2 separate regions of the Mus musculus genome follow, and region 1 is linked to region 2. Evidence: chromatin contacts called from ENCODE Hi-C or POLR2A ChIA-PET data. All regions are on one chromosome and are shown on one strand. The core of a region is the stretch at or near the end of the contact, and the rest is flanking DNA. Distances in the headings are between cores, read along the strand shown. Region 1 holds the start of 1700082M22Rik (a long non-coding RNA gene). Region 2 holds the start of Tk2 (thymidine kinase 2, mitochondrial).

What was found. A loop is a pair of places that touch in the nucleus more often than their neighbours do. ChIA-PET counts read pairs that join two places held with the same protein, here RNA polymerase II (POLR2A).
Region 1: a map of T-helper 17 cell shows a loop between it and region 2 (3-fold over the local background). The contact joins the promoter of 1700082M22Rik here to the promoter of Tk2 in region 2. A Hi-C loop is called at or near these places in 2 of 37 maps with a recorded cell type or tissue (both T-helper 17 cell). POLR2A ChIA-PET finds 5 or more read pairs at or near these places in 1 of 5 experiments (Patski).

The regions. Positions count from the first base shown.
Region 1 is chr8:104,640,299-104,644,375 of GRCm38, reverse strand. It overlaps 1700082M22Rik (a long non-coding RNA gene), which reads right to left and starts at 2,626. Exons shown (of 3, transcript XR_003947594.1): 1 at 2,493-2,626. Ciao2b (cytosolic iron-sulfur assembly component 2B) reads left to right here and starts at 2,648. Exons shown (of 5, transcript NM_026753.2): 1 at 2,648-2,827; 2 at 2,986-3,065; 3 at 3,283-3,408; 4 at 3,811-3,856. The coding sequence starts at 2,686.
Region 2 is chr8:104,246,881-104,250,927 of GRCm38, reverse strand. It overlaps Tk2 (thymidine kinase 2, mitochondrial), which reads left to right and starts at 2,370. Exons shown (of 10, transcript NM_021028.3): 1 at 2,370-2,527; 2 at 3,244-3,281. The coding sequence starts at 2,395. It overlaps Cklf (chemokine-like factor), which reads right to left and starts at 67. Exons shown (of 4, transcript NM_029295.3): 1 at 1-67.

The DNA.
Region 1 (4,077 bases), core at 1,377-3,876, 390 kb before region 2:
ATCTGTAATGGGATCTGATGCACTCTTCTAGTGTGTGTGAACACAGCTGCAGTGTACTCATATAAATAAAAAATAAATAAAGCTTGAAAAAAAAAGAAGAAAGGAAGGAAGATAGAAAAAAGATAGAAAGAGAGAGAGGAAGGAAGGAAGGAAGGAAGGAAGGAAGGAAGGAAGGAAGGAAGGAAGGAAGGGGAAACCAGAAACCAGAATCATTTCTGGCCAAATGCACACTATCCCCGGCTAGAAGTAATAGTGGACTGGTGATCTTTTTTTAAAAATGCCACTCACTGCTTTGAAACAAGGATAGATGAATGAATAAATTGTTTTAAAATATCTGTCATAAGTGACCTTTAAGCTACAGAAGCTGTTGGAGGCATTTCCAGTTGTTGGCAACCTTGCTGGCTGAAACAGAGGCCTTTAGATACTAAGTTCTGAAAGTTTCTATGGCTCATATTTGTTGAAAACCAATGTCCAATGTGATGATATTAAGATTCAGGCCTGTCAGGTCTGGGTTATGAGTACTACTGTGTATCTCTTCTACCTGGAAAGACAAAAAGGGAAATCTTTAAACCAGATAGTTAACCCACACCACACAGCAAATCTGCTGATATCTGAATCTTGACTTAGAAACCACACAGCTCATGATATATACACACATACATGTGAAACATATTCATATCTTTAGATGGATGGATGGATAGATAGATAGATAGATAGATAGATAGATAGATAGATAGAGTCTATTATTGAACAGGTTATCTCTGAACTCCTGAGCTCATCAGTCCTCCAGCCTCAGCCTTCCCAGTAGTTCAGACACACATATTTACCATAGCACTCAGCTTACAGCTTACAATGATTTTGTTATGGCTGCTTGGATTTCCTAGGACATACCAAGCTGCTACTATTTGGGTTATTTATAATCCATTTACAGACCGAAAAAAACTTGAGACTTGCTAAGAGGTGGACATAAGTTTGTGGTACCCACTCACCTCTGTCTCCTCCAAAGCTTCAGATTCATTAAAGACGTCTGGGACTTGGAGAAGAAGAAGAAGGAAAGGATGGAGAGAAGATAAGGTAAAGAAGAGAGAAAGGGACCCAGGTCACTGGGGTGTGAAGCAAAGTTGCCATTCACTGAACTCAGACATATATAACATCACGAGGGAAATTATTGAGCATGTGAAGCAAGACAGGACACTGGCAAACTTGGTACCGAGTAATGAAGAGCAGCACAGATATATGGTGGAGGAAACACAGGATGACTCGTTGGATAAAGGCATTTACTGCAATGACTGAAGATGACCTGCGTTCTATCCCTGGAAACCATACACTAGAAGAGAGAACCCCTCCTGAAACTTGTCCTCTGACCTCCACTTAACACATTGTGGCATGTGCCCTCTTCTCAAATGTAGTTAAAATTTTAATGAATGTGAGAATCTTCCCGACAGTGCTGGAAATCCCAGTGGGGTTGAGATGGAAAAACTGCTGCAGCCTGACCCAGAGCTCAGAGGTCCCTTAAGTCCCCTTGGCCCCAGGAGAACTTACATTGCTGGATCAGAGGTCCCATCCTTTACACAGTTTAGGTGGCCCAGGGGTATAAACCACAGCATCCCTAGAGGCAGCTTGGCGAAGGGAACTAGCAGGAAGGCGTGGACACCCACATCAATACCACTCAAATGAAAGAGATTTCCCCATGTGACTGGTCATGATGGGACTGGAAATGTACAGATGGCATCAAAGTTGAGTCTGTTCTATCAGCGGGCGCCGCACTGTGGGTGTTGCTACCTCCTTGTGACCTTTAGGTCAGCCTTGTCAAAGTACTCTTTGTTTTCAAACACTGTTTTTACCCACTACAAGACCCCAGCTTATCCATCCAGGCTCACTGAGGGACCTCTGGACCTGCTGCCATCATTCAGTCCTGCGAGCAGTCAGCCATGGGCCACGTGTGCTGGTCCCAATGGCACAAGTCTGTCTTCCACCAACCCTGCCTCTCCTGAGTTACGAAAAAGACTGTGGGAATTATATGTGCAATTTCCCATTCTTTAGACAAGCTGGACATGACATCACCCATGCCAAGAATGATATTTCTGCCTGCTAAGGCATTCGTGGCCTCCATAGCCTGGCTGACAGCAAAGGAGACAGTCTGGTAGGGAGGGGTTATAGGATAAATTAAGTGCTGCCTTCTCAGGGCAGATCAGATTCAAGTGGCCTAGAGGTCACCACGGTCTACATTAGGATGCTCTGAGGTGAGAGTTTAGGATCGCGTATCTACTTAACAAGCATGTAACTAGTGCTGCCGATTCCTACTAGAGGAAACCAGCGTGTCATTAGATCTACGGTTCTACGATAGCGTGACAGCGAGCTGGAGCGTCCCAAGGCCCAATCACAAGGAGCCTTTAGTGCCCTTGTCAGACGGTGTTGGCTTCCTGCGATCCAGCTCCCAACAGGATCCCACGGCTAAGAACCGAAGGGACGCCCCGGCGAGAGCTACCAACATTTTTCCCGCTTTCGGAGTAGCCCGCACGACAAATACACCGCTTCTAGCAAACTACTCGCCGAATCCCTGGAGTGTGGCGTGTCCCTTGCACGACCCCGTAGCCACACCACGCCCTCTCCTCGTTCCCAGGAAGTGCGCGGAAGGAGCGGAAGTACACACCACCGGGGGATTGTGGGAACCGCGGTTCCGGGATGGTGGGCGGCGGCGGTAGCGGCGGCGGGCTCTTAGAGAACGCTAACCCCCTCATCTATGAGCGTTCCGGGGAGCGGCCAGTGACGGCGGGCGAGGAAGATGAGGAAGTGCCGGACAGCATCGACGCCCGGGAGATCTTCGATATCCGTCGCTGCAGGGCGCTGGCGGGACGGTGGGGGCTTGGGGTGTCGGCAAGAAGTGATGCGCAGCCCGCTGGTGGAGGGGTGTCCCGGTTAGGCGTTGCCTGCGGAGATTTTGAGTGGGCCAAAACTTAGAGTCCCTTTTCCTTCACTTGGCACATCTTATCCGCTCCATTAATGACCCGGAGCATCCACTGACACTGGAGGAATTGAACGTAGTAGAGCAAGTTCGGATTCAGGTGAGTAGTTTACTCGAGTAATCAAAAAGGTACCGTTGTACCTCAGAGGCTGGTGTTCTCCGTTCACAAGCCCCCAAGAGGATCTGTGGGAGGTGTGTTAATGTTTATGGAGCCGATAAAAAGTTGGGTGACTTGCCCAAATCGATAAACTAAAGAGTGTCTTTGGGCTAGGGGCCGCCGTGCGATCACTGCGATCTGATCTCCCTTGTCATCGCAGGTTAGCGACCCAGAGAGCACAGTAGCAGTGGCCTTCACACCCACCATCCCACACTGCAGCATGGCCACGCTTATTGGCCTCTCCATCAAAGTCAAGCTGCTGCGATCCCTTCCCCAGCGGTTCAAGGTCAGTTGGAGTCAAGCCCCCGAGGGTGAAACAAACTACTGGGGCGGGCGAGGGGACATCGGGCGGAGATCGGAAGGATCCGAACTCGCAGAGTTGAACCCCCAAGTTGATGTGACAAGAATATTGGGGGGAAAAAACTCCAGAAAATAGGAGTGTGGTGGAAAGGGCAGCTGGGAGCTGTGAATGGGCGTGATCGATCGAGGCACTGGAAGGCTTTTAAAGTCAATAGTCGCTGACTAGGTCCTAGGGTAAAAGTGGATTGACTGACTGCAGGTGGGTTTGGGGTGGCTTGGAAGAGCCAGAATCAAGAGGGGTGACTGGGAGTTCAGATGGTTGGGAGGTAGTGTCCAAAAGAAAAGGACAGGCGGGTAAATGCTCGGGCCCACATTGTCTTTCCTGCAGATGGATGTACACATTACACCCGGGACCCACGCCTCCGAGCATGCAGGTTAGTGTGGACTGCTGGGCCCCAAACTAGGTGAGGCTTCCCCTTTGCCACAGTCATCTGTGGGGGCAAGATTAGGACCAGGGGACTAAGTGAATAAAATGGCCATACTACAGCTTAGACCAAAGCTGGCCTGACTGAAATCTCCTGCTTCCCATGACCCACCCTCCTGTGGTCCTCAAGTACACAGGGACATTGGGTCGGGCTTCAGGAAACACTGGAGG
Region 2 (4,047 bases), core at 1,121-3,620:
GGGCTGGGCCTGCGGCACCGCGCTCAGGCCAAGTCCGGGCGCGCCTGCGCACTAGCGCGGGCCGCCCACTGGCTCCGCCTCCTGGTCTCTTAAGTTCCTAACTCTTGCTGACACCTGTCTAGCCTAACCCAAGCCAGGTCCCCACCACTGCTCCTCTGCCCTGGAGCTTTCCTGTGGAGAAGCACTGTTGGAGTAGGCGAGAAAAACCCAAGAATGCCAGCCCAGCCTCTTCGCCATTTGAGCATCTCAAATGCCACCTCCTTAGGATTTCCCTTGGTTACCTTGTCTAGTCATTCCTCAGCATTTTTTTTTTTTTTTTTTTTTTTTTTAGATCCCATCCAGATTACAAGTATAATATCCCCCAGGAAAACGTTGATTCACTGGTAGTAAGTTAGACTTAGGCAAGAGAAGTTCCGATGTTCTGTTAGTCTGGTTGACCACGGATAATGAAAATGTATAGTTTTATTTAAAAACTAAAAGGCTACAAGAAAGGAATTTGGCCGTTTTCAGCACAGAAATTATTCCGAAGAGACAGACTTATCCTGATATGAATATCACACAATGTGCACATGTAATAAAACATCCAATGGTATCTTGTAAATAAATACAATTATGTATCAGTTAAAATAAAAAATATAAATTCTATAAAGCAAGGATCTGTCTGCTTCTCTGCTCGAAGGGTCCCCATGGTCTGGGCCACTCATCAATAGCTATAGAATATATAGCCTGAACTTATGGCCTGGCCCTGTTAGTCTGTCCTTGCTCTCAGAACGTGCAAGCCTGTCTCTAGAGTACTTTTCGCCTCCCACTGCTGTTAGTTGTCCCACAGTTTATAAAGTGCTCCGGTGTAGCCAGGACAAACCATCTTGGAGCATTTCATGATGATAGACACAGGAAGAATATGTCACTTCCATTATGTGAATTAAGTCTCATGATTTCTTTTGGAGAACTGAATAACCACCCGTCCTAGTTTGCTTCTCTGTGATAAAACAAACACTGACCAAAAGCAATTTGGGGGAAGAAAGGGTTATTTGGCTTACAGGAGGGAAGACAAAGTAGGAACTCAAGGCTGGAACCGGAGGCAGAAGAAGCAGAAGCAGAAGAACTAAGAGTGTTTATCAGCTTCAGTAGTTCTCTGGTTTGCTCATTCATAAAGACCCGCAGCTCACCTGCCCAGGGACAGCATTGCCCATAGCAAGGAGGCAAAAAACAAAAACAAAACAAAACAACAACAACAACAAAACCCCTCCTTCATCAATTAGCAACAGGAATATGCTCCACAGACATGCGCACAGGCCAATCTGCCGCAGCCAGTTTCTCAATTGAGGCTCCCTTTCCCGAGGTGTTTCTAGTTTGTGTTGCCTTGGTAAGAATTAACTAGCCCACAACCCCAGTCCATTTAGATCTCTTTGGATCCTGCCCATCTAAGATCTGTTCATTTGGCTGAATCTGATCAACAGTTACCAACAATCTCACCCCAAGACGCTCACACACACACACACACACACACACACACACACACACACAACTGTCGACTTTGAATTTGAAGATTTTATTTGCCTTTACTAGGTGCCTAGCAAATAAACAGGAAGCCCTGTTAGGGTGATGGCTTTTTTGTTACAGATCTAAAAGAGTAAAACAAAACCCAGAAAATGTCTTTCTTCATTTTGCCCAAGACGACTGCCAGCATCTTGCCACCTGGAAGAAGTGGAAATCTTCTTTACACGCATTGTAACTGCCCATATACAGTCAAGGCGGCAACATCTGGGCTTATTGGTCTTGAATGGGTGAATTATAGTACCCAAGCTTATTTTTGCTTACAAGTTGGCCTTACATGCTTTTTTTCTTATCCCTTTTTTGTTCATTCAGGGGAGATATTCGTTATGCTTTCCCGAGGAACATTAAAATCCAAACGTTGAAAATGTCAAAGACTGTAACATTTGGGAACAATGGCTTTCACGGCCCTCTCACCTGTGTCCCTCACACTGTTTTTTGTGATGGTGGGGATTAAACCTAGGAGGGCCCTTTGAAGCCCAAGGACAAGCTTGGAAAATGTTCCCAAGTTTGACAAGGTCTACTTGCAGAGTATTTTCGAAGGAAAATACAGGACATCCTGAGTAGGCGGTGCGAGGTGTGGATGGAGCCGGCAACCAAGGAAGTAATCGGATATACTAAGCAGTCCCCGGCATTATTATGCCATCCATTCTCTAAATCTACTTGGGTCAGGGCCATTCTGCGGTCTGTAAGTGGGGAAATCCTCACTTTGAATCTCTTCGGTGTAGCCTAGAGGGAGAAATACTAGCGGATCCCTTAAGGGGCGGGGCCGGACAAGGGGTGGGGCGGGGCTCCAGGACGCACCGGAAGGAAGTAGGACTTGCACATCAGCCAGGGACTATGCTGCTGCGGTCGCTGCGTAGTTGGGCTGCCCGGTCCCTGCGTAGCGTGGGCCCGGGGAGCTCCGGGAGCCCCGGGAGCCTCGATTCGGGCGCCGGGCCGCTGTGGGCACCTCGCCGCGCCTGGCCTCCGGGTAACTAGTGCTTTTGTGCCACCTCGTAGGGGCCACACTGAACCCCGCCCCCTCACCTGCTAGTCCCCAGGAAGGGTCTGGGGACTGTGGGACCCTAATGAACTGTCAGGATCGGCACTTAGTGGGGCTCAAACGCGGCTTCTCGGCCCATTTTTTTAATTTTTATTTTTTATTGTCAGATTCTTTAGGCTTGGGAGGTGGCTAGTTGGGGCACGAGCTGTATTTAATCAGCTCTTAGTGGATGCAGGTGTCTGCGGACCTAGGGGGCGGGTTCAGGCTTGCGACTTTCTCCTCTTGCTGGCAGTGCGGATCTTTCTCTTCGGAAATGGAAGCCAGGTGACATAGCTTTCATTGGCCTCGGGCTGCTGCTGCCAGGTGGGTTGGCAGTGTTGCCAGTCTTGGCCTAGACAGCCTGGGTCCCAACCCTTGGAATCTCTCAGAGTGTAGGTTATCCCTGGGTGCGCTGTGAAGATCCTAAGCACACAATCCAGGTGAAACGGAAAGTAGAATGTACCGAGCAAAGGAAACTAAGCAAGCACACATGGGCCTGGGCCCAGTACAGCGACACATACGGACCCAACTGTAGAGAGTCCCAAGAATGGCAAACATTTTTTGTAAGCCAGGGAACACGCATACGCAATGACTGTGTGGTCATTTATCAGGTCAGCACAGAGCAGAGTGAATAATTGAAACATCGATTTCCTTTCCTTTTTTAGATAAAGATAGAGAAAATGATAAGGAGAAAAAAGCAGTGGTAAGTTTCTCTTTGCATGCTTTCTCCAGCGTAATTTCGGTTTGGTTTTGTTTTTTTTTTTTTTTTTTTTTTTGAGGCGGAGAACAAAAACAATGGTGCGCACAGTGAAAAACCAAACCCAAGACGATATCCAGGGTCACAAATCTCTCTTCCTTCTTGTGGCCCGGTTCCTCTCCTTAGATTCCATCACCGTTAGCCATTTCTTGTGTGTACGGGCGGGAGTGGGGCCTCGAGCTGCATTCAGGTAGTAAGCACTCATGTTCAGGTGTTTGTGAACTGCCAAAGATGCTGACCGAGCCATCTAAACGGCTTAAATTGCATCTATTTGCTTCACTGCCGATTGCCCCGCCCAGATGTGGGGGGAAGTGTTCTTCTCACTTCCTTCTGCTGTCTAGTGGAGACCAGAGAATCCACGAGGGACCTCAGGGTGGCCTCAGTCAGGAGGTGCTTGACAGGCAGGCTCTGGGGGTTGGGGCTGTGAGGTCAAAGGAAGTGCAAGTTAGACAGGTTTAAATGTTGCAGCAGTATTTTGGTTACCACCAGCCCAAGGGTTCAGTTTCTTCCTTTGAGATCATCTCACCCCAGGCTGGCCTCAAACTTGTGATCCTTCGGCTTCGACCCCTCCTGAACACTGGGATTTCAGTTGTGTGTCACTCCCAAGTGGTCAGGGCCCGTTTCTGTAAGGGAGCTGAAAGCCTTGAGCTCAGATGGCTGGGGAGAAGGCAGCTGGAGCACCTTAGTGCCTCTGGAGGGTGGAAGGTGTGCC